Linked DNA regions of Homo sapiens: region 2 is linked to region 1. A link is a contact called in ENCODE Hi-C or POLR2A ChIA-PET data. All regions are on one chromosome and are shown on one strand. The core of a region is the stretch at or near the end of the contact, and the rest is flanking DNA. Distances in the headings are between cores, read along the strand shown. Region 1 holds the start of SLC7A11-AS1 (SLC7A11 antisense RNA 1). Region 2 overlaps SLC7A11 (solute carrier family 7 member 11).

The links. Hi-C counts contacts between places; a loop is a spot of excess contacts on that map. ChIA-PET counts read pairs that join two places held with the same protein, here RNA polymerase II (POLR2A). Pooled maps may share reads with other maps.
Region 2: a loop to region 1 is called in a map of Calu3, with 13 times the contacts of the local background. The contact joins the enhancer-like site here to the promoter of SLC7A11-AS1 in region 1. A Hi-C loop is called at or near these places in 32 of 168 maps with a recorded cell type or tissue (B cell, Caco-2, Calu3 and 22 more), 36 of 37 single-sample maps with no recorded cell type and 32 of 50 pooled maps. POLR2A ChIA-PET finds 5 or more read pairs at or near these places in 2 of 52 experiments (OCI-LY7 and WTC11).

Annotation. Positions count from the first base shown.
Region 1 is chr4:138,085,960-138,092,573 of GRCh38, reverse strand. It overlaps SLC7A11-AS1 (SLC7A11 antisense RNA 1), which reads right to left and starts at 3,560. Exons shown (of 7, transcript NR_038380.1): 1 at 3,268-3,560; 2 at 1,594-1,740. LINC00616 (long intergenic non-protein coding RNA 616) reads left to right here. Exons shown (of 11, transcript NR_037866.1): 7 at 1,535-1,631.
Region 2 is chr4:138,179,646-138,186,259 of GRCh38, reverse strand. It overlaps SLC7A11 (solute carrier family 7 member 11), which reads left to right. Exons shown (of 12, transcript NM_014331.4): 7 at 1,016-1,139; 8 at 2,955-3,058; 9 at 3,867-3,963; 10 at 5,470-5,619. Among named protein-coding and RNA genes, the nearest start is that of LINC00616, 52 kb to the right of the region's middle. Within about 2 kb of position 4,864, at least 2 of the 41 ENCODE cell types and tissues checked have a DNase peak (open chromatin) inside an H3K27ac peak, as active enhancers do.

The sequences.
Region 1 (6,614 bases), core at 2,311-4,810:
GTTTGGTGATGAAATAAATATGGAAGTCATTGGTCCATAGATGGGAAATGAGGTCCATTATGTGGAAAAATGCAGACGGAGGAGAGAAGAGCCCGAGGCTGTGCACGGACAGACATCAGCACATGGGGTAAAAGTGCCCTTTGAGAAACAAAAATAAAATCCTAAGTCCCTAAACCAACTGAATAGACCCCTTCTTGCCCAACGGGACCTCAGAGAAACCTTAAAAATGGAGTTCACAGCCATGACACGATGGGAGGTCAGATGTGCCTCGTATACCTCCTCCCTTGCTAACCGCCACTAGGTTCTCTTCCCTAGGTGTTTAACAGTAACCAGCCCTTTTGAAAGATTCCTTCTGCCACCTATAGGAACCAACTGCCTGATGCTGCCCCTCCCTTTCAGTTTTTTTTTTTAATTTATTTTTTATTTTCATTTTTTGAGATGGAGTTTCACTCTTGTTGACCAGGCTGGAGAGCAATGACACGATCTCGGCTCACTGCAACCTCCACCTCCCAGGTTCAAGTGATTCTTCTGCCTCAGCCTCCCGAGTAGCTGGTATTACAGGTGGCTGCTACCACACCTGGCTAATTTTTTATTTTTAGTAGAGACGGGGTTTTGCCATGTTGGTCAGGCTGGTCTCAAACTCCTGACCTCAGGTGATCCACCTGCCTCGGCCTCCCAAAGTGCTGGGATTACAGGCGTAAGCCACTGCACCTGGCCCTTTTCACAGTTTCGACACAGCAACTGACCAGCATTCCTTCCTGATAAGAGACCATTGACCATGAAGTGCTCCTGGGGCCCGTCTTTGTAGGCTGCCACATAGAGGTTCTTTGTGTCCTCTGGTTCACCTTTTGATGTATAAGGTCTAATTGTAACACATTTAAATGTTAAGTCTTCATCCCAGAGTGAACATGGGATGCATGTTACACATGCTGTGCCTCCCCTTTGTGAATATTTATATCTCCTTCTATGACCTGCTGAATATGTATACTTAGCCACCCTGTTAGCCATAAATCCATCTTATTTTTCCTATCCTACCCTCTACATGCCTGTTTCCAGCTTCTAGCCAGAGGCTACACTTCTCAGTCTGTCAGAATGGTCGCCGGCAGGCTCCAACCCTTCATGAGAAGAACCTTTAAGCTCTCCTTTCAGATTTATGAAGTTAATCACTCTTCAGTTGACACCCTAAAGTGCAGTCAGTAAAGTGTGATGCACTCAGCAAGGACTTACTAAAGGTTTATGGGACCAAAAACAAAACTGGTAAGAGGAAAGAGCACCCTTCAGGCTCTCTGACTTCTTGCCAGCTTAGTCTTGGGTTTGTTTTTACTCTTTAGCTCCATTGCAATGTTTGGCTGGATTTCTCTGGTTCTGATAATCTTGGGTATTAGGTATTTGATGAGGTAATTCAAATAGTGTGTAAAGTGTTTCTTATTGATAAAATGAATTTTGGATACTCTACTTCACGCTCACACTAATTTTTCTTTGTGTGCTTTTTAATACTTAGCAAACTCTATTTTATCTTAAATTCTTCATCTAGGAATCTGCCCACCACTCAAGCCTGGGAAAGCTGGCAGAGGATGCACGTGTTTTACTCACCTGAGTGTTTACAATGCTCGTGAGGTGCCTCCCTGATAGTAAGTGCTGCTCTTTCTTAACATTCTTTTTTCCTTTAAAATTTGTTTCAATCCATGAGGTAAAAAATAATGACGATATAGATAGACGAACAGTTCATGTTGTTTTTCCCTGCAGTCAAATAGACAAAAATTTCAACACAAACTTTTATTCCTGGTATTTGGCTTAAAAGTAAACGTCAGCTACGTCAAGAAGCTAATGGTGTTCTCTGCATATCTCACCAGTTACTGATTCTTCTACTTAATATAAAAATGCATTTCCAAAATCTTACCACTGGGGGGCAGCATCGTGCAAAGCTAGCCTTTAGTTTTTCCTTCCTGTGTCCAGTATAGAGTGCTCCTAATATCTATCACAGACTGGTGCTGTGCCATTAATGGAAGAAGAGCGAGCGTGCGTGCGTGCGTCCGTCCGTCCGTCTGTCTGTCTATCGGTCTATTTTCCCTTTGCCAAATTCTTTCCTCTTCCTTTTTTTCCCAGTTCTTTGTGAGTTAAAACTTCTGTTTTTGAAACTTCCAGGAGCTTAATTAATAAACATGAAAACCAAGTTGAAGCTGGCACAAAGCCCTTTTTTGCTCAACCACTTGGGCATGCTAGGGTAACTGTAGTTATTTACATTTGGCATCCAACTGACTCAAAGAGCAACACTGCTTTTTTCTTTCCCCCCTATGAGTACCGAAGCTATTAAATTAAACAGGTTAATGTGGCTACAGCATTTCGCCCCCTACTATCCCCCAGCTATAGTAAATCTGCCACCTGTTTATTTCCATAAAAATTCAATTACAGCACCACGAGTTATTCTTCTTATGTGAGCAATTAACTTTAGGCAGTTTCAGGCCACAGAGAAAGGCCAGGCTGGCCTGCTCCTTTCTTCTTCGCTCCCTTTAGCCGCAGGTCGTTCTTTCGCTAAGTGACTGTGCTCCTTCACACCAGTGAAAAAATGAAAAAGGAAAGAATAGACTAGACTGCTGGGCACTGTCACGCCAATGAAAAAGCAAAAAGCGAAAAACCGCAAACAATCTTCTGCCTCCCTATGCCCAAGCCTTAGAGGCCCGGGGAAGTTAGCAGCAAGCAGGCAGCCAGGACCACAGGGGCACACCGGTGTTGTTCAATAGCACACCAAAATGAAGAAGAAATTACTTGCAATGTGTTCATTTTCTTTCTTCTTTATATTTGTAAAAAATGTGACCAAGAAGGGAAAGGCTGGTAAAATGCCACAGCGTTCTGGCTAAAGCAACAACGCAATTGTGAAGAGAGAAAACTGCATTCATCCACATGTCCCAGCAAGAGCTATCACCAAAGGCATTGTGAAGCAGTTGAGCAGTTACATCTGCTCTCCTTTAACAGGAATGAGTCTTTAGTACCCGGTTGCAAATGTTGACTTTTACCTTTTCTTTAAATGTCTGCTACTCTTTGTCATATTTCTTCTCCTTCTCTCCAAATTCTACCAATAAAAGTAAAAATTACTGAATCGTACATCTAGTGATTTTCTGCATGACCTAATTGTCGAACAGGTATTGAGGTACTTGCTTTCCATCGATCCCTGTAATGCCATTGACACTGACTTATATTTCTAGTAAATGTATAAACATGGTTTTAAGAGTGGGTTAGACTCTGAAATAATCTTTGAGTAAATCTTACCCCAGGTTCAGGTTAAAACAAATACTTCTTCGTAAGTAGGTTGGTACCAGTTCCTATTGAGAGGTGACAGCTTGCTGGCAGCCCTCGCTGGCTCTGGGCGCCTCCTCGGCCTTGGCGCCCACTCTGGCCGCGCTTGAGGAACCCTTCAGCTCACCGCTGCACTGTGGGAGCCCCTTTCTGGGCTGGCCAAGGCCAGAGCCGGCTCCCTCAGCTTGCGGGGAGGTGAGGAGGGAGAGGAGCGGCGGCAACGGCGCGGCGGGAACCGAGGATGCGCGCGGCGCTTGCCAGACAGAATGAGTTCCGGGTGGGCGTGGGCTCCGCGCGGGCGGGAACCGGGGCTGCGCGCGTTGCTTGCCGGGCTGCGCGCGGTGCTTGCGGGGCTGCGCCCGGCGCTTGCAGGCCAGCACGAGTTCTAGGTGGGCGTGGGCTCGGCGGGCCTCGCACTCGGAGCAGCCGGCCGGCCAGCCCGCAAGCACCGGGCAGTGAGGGGCTTAGCAACTGGGCCAGCAGCTGCTGTGCTCTATTTCTCGCAGGGCCTTAGCTGCCTCCCTGCAGGGCAGGGCTCGGGACCTGCAGCCCACCATGCCTGAGTCTCCTCCCTGCTCTCCTCTCCCCGCTCCCCCGCCGTGGGTTCCTGCGCGGCCTGAGCCTCCCCAACGAGCGCCGCCCCCTGCTCCCGGCGCCCGGTCCTAACGACCACCCAAGGACTGAGGAGTGGGGGCAAACGGCGCGGGACTGGCAGGCAGCTCCACCTGCGGCCGGTGCGAGATCCACTGGGTGAAGCCAGCTGGGCTCCTGAATCTGGTGGGGACTTGGAGAACTTTTATGTCTAGCTAAGGGATTGTGAATGCACCACTCGGCACTCTGTATCTAGCTCAAGGTTTGTAAATGCACCAATCAGCACTCTGTGTCTAGCTCAGGGTTTGTAAATACACCAGTGGACACTCTGTATCTAGCTAATCTAGTGGGGACGTGGATAACCTTTGTGTCTAGCTCAGGGATTATAAATGCACCAATCAGCACCCTGTCAAAACGGACCAATCAGCTCTCTGTAAAACAGACCAATTGGCTCTCTGCAAAATGGACCAATCAGCAGGATGAATAAAAGCAGGCTGCCCCAGCCAGCAATGGCAACTGTACAGGGTCCCCTTCCACACTGTGGAAACTTTGTTCTTTCGCTCTTTGCAATAAATCTTGCTACTGCTCACTCTTTGGGTCTACACTGCCTTTATGAGCTGTAATACTCACCGTGAAGGTCTGCAGCTTCACTCCTGAAGCCAGCCAGACCACGAACCCACCGGGGAGTAACGAACAAGTCGAGAGTGTGCCTTAAGAGCTGTGACACTCACCGCAAAGGTCTGCAGCTTCACTCCTGAGCCAGCGAGCCCATGAACCCACCAGAAGGAAGAAACTCCGAACACATCCGAACATCAGAAGGAACAAACTCAGGACACACCGCCCTTAGGAACTTTTAACACTCACTGTGAGGGTCCGCAGCTTCATTCTTGAAGCCGGTGAGACCAAGAACCCACCAGTTCCGGACACACTATCGAAGTGTAGTTATTATCAATAAATTCAGAGAATAAGAAAAACATCAAAAGAGAAATAATTAGGGTATAAATAGATGATACAACCCAAGGGCACCTTGAACCCCTATCTAGGACAGGTGTATGGAGGGCTCAGATTACTCATCCAAATTGTCATGTGTCTGAGTTGATTCCTGAGCAACATTAGCTCAGGCAGTGTTGCTGGGCAGGCATGGATGTCAGATGTCGGCCATTCCTAAAATACTCCCAGGGGATTAAGTGAGTATATAAATATCTCCCTCCTGTGTTCCTGCATCTGAAGGTGCCCTACACCCGAGAGCATTAGTGTGCTGCTAGGATAAAAGAATGTAATAAAATGGACTTTGAAGGCACATGTCAAAGGAAAAAATACAGTCTAATTAAATTTAATCATCTTTTAAATGGTTACTCAAAAGAGAGACTCTGTTAGAAGTTCAAAAGGCCTATATAAATCCTCCCGAGGCAAGTCCATACCGAGAGCTCACATATGGCAGTTGGAAGAGTAAAGGAAAATTTAGAAAGTTTGTTTCATCTTGGTAGGGCTGATGGGACTTTAATGAAGACAGACCAGTATCACATGGCCCTGAGATCACATTCTCTGCTGTCAAATGGGTTCAAGTTCACAGTCTTGAAAATTGTCCTTTTCCTATATTCAAATGTTCTCATGAGCCCTTTTCTTTTCAGTTCAAAGTAGATGTTAAAATGAGTTTTAAGTGTTTATTCTTTATCCTAGATTTTGGGCAGATGCCTAATTTCCATAGCTTCCTTACCTCCTGAAGAGTTTCAGGCTTTTTGCTTCTGCCAAAATGTAGCAAACCTACAGCTTGGTACTTTGAAGTTTGAGTTAAAGCAAAACTAAATGGACCATGTTTATCTGATCAATTAAGGCATTGCCTACATCCTCAGTACTGATGTTTCTCATTTAAGCAGCGTTCTATACAATCCTCAGGAAATTAACAACAGAAATAGAGTTTGGGGAAAGGGGGGTCATTATACAAAGAAATGTAGGAAGAGTGTGGAAGAATTTGACTAGGCTCCAATACAAACTGCATAAACTGGTCTCCAGTGTAAACTGAAGAATGTCTTTGTAGAAGTGGGACTGTAGAAAAATATTTTTTAAAGTTCCAAAAATAGAAGTTTGATTTAAAACGCCTATTAGGTAAAGTGATCTACTAGATTTAATAGTCTTTAACATGATTGATGTTTTTAATTAAAAATACCTCATCTTTCTCTCAGGGATTAGCATGTGTACAATTCAGTTTAACTACAGTTCAACAGGGAGAATTCTATAAACAGTACCATGCTAAGCAGAGTATTCAATTTAAAAAAATAAAATGAGCATAAATTAAAATTCTTCTAGGAGTTTACAATTTCTTTTTCTTGAGACCAAACCGAACAACACCAATTGATTAGTATGAGAGTGAATGATAGGTAATTGAACCCTCTGGCTGTTCCCAGTCAACGTTCTGTTCTACTATTCCCAATAATAGCTGGAGATACACTTGTTTGGCTTCCATTCCAGCTAGCTCAGGACCTGTGTACACAGCCCTTTCTATAGAAAGACAGGAAATCCTCTTTTCTCAGAATTCCTACTAGATTCCTTAGTCCTTGTTTTGAGCGAATCACATCGTCCAACTGGCACCAACAGATTAACTTGAAACTTTGTAAAGAAAATGATGTGCTTTTTGATATCTGGCAGATTCTATGGAGATTGCCTTCCAAATTCAAAGATTTGTCTCCGAAATTGTGCCTTGGCAAGAAAACGAATGTACAATCTTCACA
Region 2 (6,614 bases), core at 3,615-6,114, 92 kb before region 1:
TAAGCACTATGGCTGAAAAACGATCAGCCTTTGTGCAGGCAGTTGAAGGTTTAAGTTGCCTGAACTGGAGAGAGTCTGAAGAGGCGATTATGTTAAGCAAGTAATGTGTATTGGTAACGTGGAATCAAATTATTAGGGTCAGTAACTTCCTGGCTTTCCCAGTGCATTAAATGAAGACATAATATTGCATTTGTGTCGGGTACTTCTTGATGCCACATAATGTCAGCACTGTCCGGTCGTCCGTACTTCACAGCATGTCACCTCTAATTTCATGGGATTATCTGCGCTGTTGCATTATTAGATACTCACGATCTTGAGCTTCCTTTGAACTCACAGCAGGGCAGTGCAAAGTCATTATTGTGAACACTTCTGTGCTTTCTTGTCTTATATACAAAATTATGGCCACATTTAGAAAGGTAGATATATCCCACTATCATACTTCCAAAAGTGTGCGTTTATTTGGTGGGAATGAAAGCTATTGATGGAAAAAACATTGAATGTGAAAAGTGTTTTAAAGGACTAGTGTTAGAAAGGTGTCAAGGCAGTGAATTAGTATTAGAAATGTTTATAGGACAGTGGTTCTCAAAGTGTGGCCTGATCAGCAGCCTCAGAATCACCTAGGAACATATAAGGAATGCAGATCCTACTGAATTGGAAACTGTGGGGTGGAGCTCAGCAGTCTGTGTTTTAACAAGCCCTGCAGGTGATTCTGATGCATCTCAAGTATGAGAAACACTGCTGTAGCATTTACGGAGTACATGAATGACATAAATCCATATGTTCTGGGGTATAGCAATAGACAAGACAGACGAAGTATCTGCCCCCATGGACCTTATTAAGTTACAAAGGAATATGTGGTTTTTTGCCCTGATGAAATGTTTATACATACCCAACAGAGCCTATAATTATTGTAGATACCATTATATTCTTCATTTGAATTAGCCTGTTATTTTCTTCGGTATCAGAGAATGGCTAACAAAAGATAATGAATAAGTGATTCCTTTGTGCATTTCAGAACCATTCCCCTTGCAATATGTATATCCATGGCCATTGTCACCATTGGCTATGTGCTGACAAATGTGGCCTACTTTACGACCATTAATGCTGAGGAGCTGCTGCTTTCAAATGCAGTGGCAGTGGTAAGTCCAAGTTGGGAAAATGCCAATTGGAATTTAGGTTAATGAGCTGATGCAATTTTATAGTAGTTCCCTCTAGCAGAAAGTGTTTTGAAATTCAGTAATCTTTTCTTGACCTGAATAATAGTGAATATTTAAAAAATTTAGAGCATACCTTAGCATATTCCATTTAACTGATATATCTAAATTCCTATATGATTTCCCATTATTTCTAATTTCTTATAAAACAGTTTCACACATACATGCTTGAAAATCTGCCAAAGCTTATTCTCCCAGCATGTCTTTAAAGATAGGTGGACAGTTATTGAATCTAAATAAATGCATTTTTTCTATGCAAATTACAATTTATTCTGTACACTTTCCTGTTTGTAAACTTTTCATATGCGAACTCAGAATCCTTTCCCCAAGTGTCACTTAAGAATTTTGATGTGGACCATATAAATTTGGTTTTCCTAGTATATCCTTTTGAATACTAGTCCTGCGATATTAATAAATTTAGGAAATACTGGGTTATTCAAAGTTAAACCGATGTTGTTATAATACTTCTCAGAATATTAAAGATACCAACATGCATTTGAACTCCCTAAGAAGTGGATACACATAATTTTATAGCATTTTCCAAAATTTATTTGACACTAGGACCATCTTTGTCCCCAAAGATCATGTTATAAGACTGTTATTCTGTGATACACTTTTATTTTGCATAAAACTTAGCTAGTAAGAGACCATTCACTCTTGACCTCATAACAATGAATGGTGAAAAGTTAAGTTCCCATTACTTGATGTCAGTTCCTTTTAAAATAGTTAGTATTACCTCATATCAGCAGCATCTACAGGGAATAAATTATCTCATTTCATTTGAACCTGTGTATGAGTTCACTACATTGAAAAAGACTTCGACCACTGCTCTAAGTCCCACCAGACAATCAAATATACAAAGCTTATTGAAGTCAGGTCAGTCATCTCATCTTTTGAGACAAAGGGCAGCACTTATTCTTTGGGCATAATGTGGCCCATTAATTGCATAGCACCAGCTGCATCAAGGACAACTAATGAATCCAACACATTTTCTTTTTTTGGAAAATACATCCTTCATGGAAATTTGCAATATCGCACATATCATGGCATAAAAGAACATTTTAGAAGTTGTGTTTATCTTTTAAGTTTCTGTGGCTTATCGGACTTATATTTGTGTTCTAGCCTTTTTATAGGAAACCACAAAAGAAATTGACACATACATGAGGGGGAGGGAGGGACTTTATAAACAGAGATTTAGCTAGTGTGATTTTCTGGGAAAAAGATTTTCAGAGCTACTCATGTATATGCTATAAATTATTAAGTCATCAATTATTTTATTTACCTCCTAAGAATGGGATTGGCATATGAAACACATATCTGTAATACTTCTCAGTGTATTTCAATATAAAATTTGGTTTTCCAGGCTAAAGAGAACGTATTATACAGAAAGATTTCTATCTCCAGTAGAACTTCTGATTTGAGCTTTTATCACTTGTCAGAGTCAGAGACAATACACATCATAGTTGATAAAGATTCGATAAATGGATCATTGCTTTTTGAAAGTAGAGAGAAGGTGCTTGTTTAGATCTTTGACTATAGTTTTGCAACAAGCAATGCCATGGTCCTTGCTTTTGATTATTGTCTACGGAGTTAGTCTGACCCTAACCAAAGAGAGAAATTATAAAACATACAAGTATCACCAGGCTAATAGAAAGTCATAGAGCAAGTTTGGCCTAAATTGTTTCATTTTATTCCACTTTCTGGCAAGGCATTAATTTGCTTCGTTCTTTCTTTCACTAGACCTTTTCTGAGCGGCTACTGGGAAATTTCTCATTAGCAGTTCCGATCTTTGTTGCCCTCTCCTGCTTTGGCTCCATGAACGGTGGTGTGTTTGCTGTCTCCAGGTGAGTGAGTTCATGTATTTCCAGAAACACATTTCTGTTTTTGAGATTGGATGTGATAAGGATAACTTTAAAAAGAAAAGAAATAGTGCCTCCAAACCTGTTGTTTTTAAAGGGACATGCAAGATTGAAATATTGGTCCAAGTATCAACAGCACGTTTTATTCTGTCCATTAGAGGGCACTGCTTGCCTATTAATAGCTTATTTGGAAGACGGACATGTGGCTTTTTTAAAAATAGTATTTCCACAGTCTAACAATGGCATTTTATTTCTGGTGATATAATTTTCTGTTTCTCTGAAGATGCCAAGAAAAAAGTAAAGTAAGAGACATCAGAAATCACCACCCCTACCATCAGTATTTCCTTTGTTTAGTTTGATGCAATAGTCTTTTTGTTTTAATATACGATTAAAAGCCAATCAGATAAATGTGAATGCTACATATAGGTGTGTGTACCTGTGGATGTGCATGTGTGTGTGTTTGTTGAATTGGATTGACAACACACATATAATACTAGGAATCTAGAACTAGATTTCCCATCAGCTATTTATATGTAGAGAGAGCTATGCTGAGTCAGATATTGCTATTCTTTCTCTTCAAAGAATAATATAATGTTGGCAGATTTTGTAAAATCCAAATTTAGATTTCCTATGATATTTCTCCACCTTATTTGAAAAGTGAACTTAGGCAATCACCTAAGGAATACCTGACCATTTGGTATGAAAAGATGCACGTTTTCTCTGGGATTTTTGGATTTTCCCTTTGAAATGATCAATCATACAGTCAACTCCACCCACATTTCTCTCCCATCAGGTTATTCTATGTTGCGTCTCGAGAGGGTCACCTTCCAGAAATCCTCTCCATGATTCATGTCCGCAAGCACACTCCTCTACCAGCTGTTATTGTTTTGGTAATGCATATTAACAAGTATATCTAGATATAACCTTGAATAATAGGTTAGCAAAAAGGAATTCCAACCAGACATTAGATAGTATTTTACTTTCTCATTCATTGCTAATGTATGTCATGGTGGAGTTTGGGAGGCAGGATATCTTCCATCTCTTCCCTTTACTCCATGTTTCTGATGCCTATTTTTTTTGATGCTTTGGGGCAAAAATCATCATCACCTCACTTTCATCTTTGCAGAAATGTGTAAGGTCTAAGGAAAATGATTGGCTTGGCTCCTCTCATTGACATAGCACCTCACAGAAAAGAATGTAGAGTATTAAGTCCCAATGACTTAAGGAAAGTAGAGCAAAAAGCTACAGTCCAAAAAGTACCCAGATGTATCATCTAGGCACCTTATAATGAAATGCACACAAAATTATTGAAACAATTGATAAAATCCTAGACAGTGCCATGATTCATTTGAGACATTTGAGAGCAAGTGTCTTTTATCCTGCAGGATAAAAATAAAAGCACCACGAGGTAAATTTGAGTTGTAAAATTCTTTCTGCAGAGCAAAGTGTGAAATGTGAGCTACAAAAGACTGTATGAGGTGTAAAAGTCCTCAAATACCCATTGGCAATGTTATATTCATTTTTACTGATGATTTTGTAACATTTCTCTCAACTGGAGTCTGTTGTCAGGAGCACCACAGAATGCACTGAACATTTTTTTTTCATGCATTTAATTTGTTTCAGAACGTTTCCTTGAAATTTCTTTTTAAAGTATGTGTACTCTCTGTGCAGAATCTGGATGTTAACGTCACTTGTGGGAACAGAATGTATTATTCCGTGAAGAGGGCTTTCATTTTAAGCCTCTGCTATCAGTCATGCTGTCCTTGGCATGTGCAGCTGCAGAGACTTGCTAAGCTGATCTCTGCGCTTCATTCTTCTCCGTGGTCTTGAGGGTCACACACGGCAAGCACACCAGGAGAGTAAATGTGGAGGAAAAAAGGTCAATGTTTTGCAATCAAGAGCCAACAGAATCACCTATGAGTGTCTGTGTTTCCTGGGTGTGGATAGCCAAGAGCTCACCGGAGAGCATTTGCAGAGCTTTCTGTAAATCTTCCAATTGGGCCTCTTTTACTGTTCATTATCGGTTATTTACTAATCATCTCAATCTTTGAGTCTTTCAATTTTGAGTCATTGAGTAACCTTTCTTTTACTCTTTGAAGACATACTATCTTCTCTCAAATGCAAAAGGAACTAAAAACACAACACAACATTCATATAGAATTCCACTTGAATAAAGTATAATGGCCATATCACTCTCATACTGTTACTGGTGTGTAAATGGATTATGACAACAGAATATAGAAAAGAGATTAGTCAAATCCAAGTTTTAACTATGATGATAATTTATCGGTATAAATAATTATTTGAAAAAGGTCGTAATGCATAGTGAGGTTTTTGTTGTTAATCATCTGTGTTTTCACTGAATTCACCAAGCTTGCTTCCCTTTCCCCCCTCAGCACCCTTTGACAATGATAATGCTCTTCTCTGGAGACCTCGACAGTCTTTTGAATTTCCTCAGTTTTGCCAGGTGGCTTTTTATTGGGCTGGCAGTTGCTGGGCTGATTTATCTTCGATACAAATGCCCAGATATGCATCGTCCTTTCAAGGTAACCTCAGCAATCTTGATGGGTTTACATAAATCTCTCTCCTAATACCTAGTCCTCCCTTTGTCATAACTTGCTGATGGGGAGGTTGGGCTGGGGGCAGCATCTGTGGAATAAAAATGTTTAACTCTTGCAGGCAGTGCTTTCCTGTTGGATTTATTTTAAGTTGGAAAAAAAACAGTGGATCCAATTTTTTATGTGATGGGCTTGAACTTTGTATGTCAAATTTTTGAAAAATGACTGTATGAATGAATGTTTGGTATGTTGATTTTTCATGAATGTGTTCAATGACCTGATATACTCAAAGTATGGGCTACTTCTGTCTGTCTTTATGCTAGAGTTGTGGACAGCCATGGTGAGGAGGAGTAAGGGAGATACTTTGTTAATGCCAATTCCAAAAAGGAATTTGCCTTTACAAAATAGGCATTTTAAGTACTTAAATGTTGTGACTTGTTACATTGCTCTTTCTCTATATTATACACTCCAAAAAGAATAGAAATGTAAAATATACAGGGAAAGAGAAGATCTACAAATTTACCACTTGATACCCATTTACCATAAGTAAGCATCTCCCTTTTGGAGGACTGGAGAAAAAGCTTGTCATCTTCTTCAGACTTGACTCATGGATTGATTTGACCTCACGATTTATTTGTTTTTAAGAAATGGCATAGATAAGGTTGTCAGTCATGTTGTCAGGATTTGTTTCTAGTAATATTCATTGCCTAATGCTGGTGGCATCTTTATTAGCGGTTGAATAGGAGTTGGCTTGTTTTATTCCTGTCAGTTATTATTGTGGATCTCAACAGAAAAATCAATATGCACTGAAAGACTTTAACATGTAACAAGCAGCCGGTGCTCTTGACTCCACATTAAAGTGGGTTCTAATCATAATTATCAAAGAGCCAGTCTTTTAAAATCAAAACCATAAATCATCATGGCATTTAACTAGTAAAATAATTCCAACAGAACATCTCTAATAAAGTATCCATTTTTGTCCT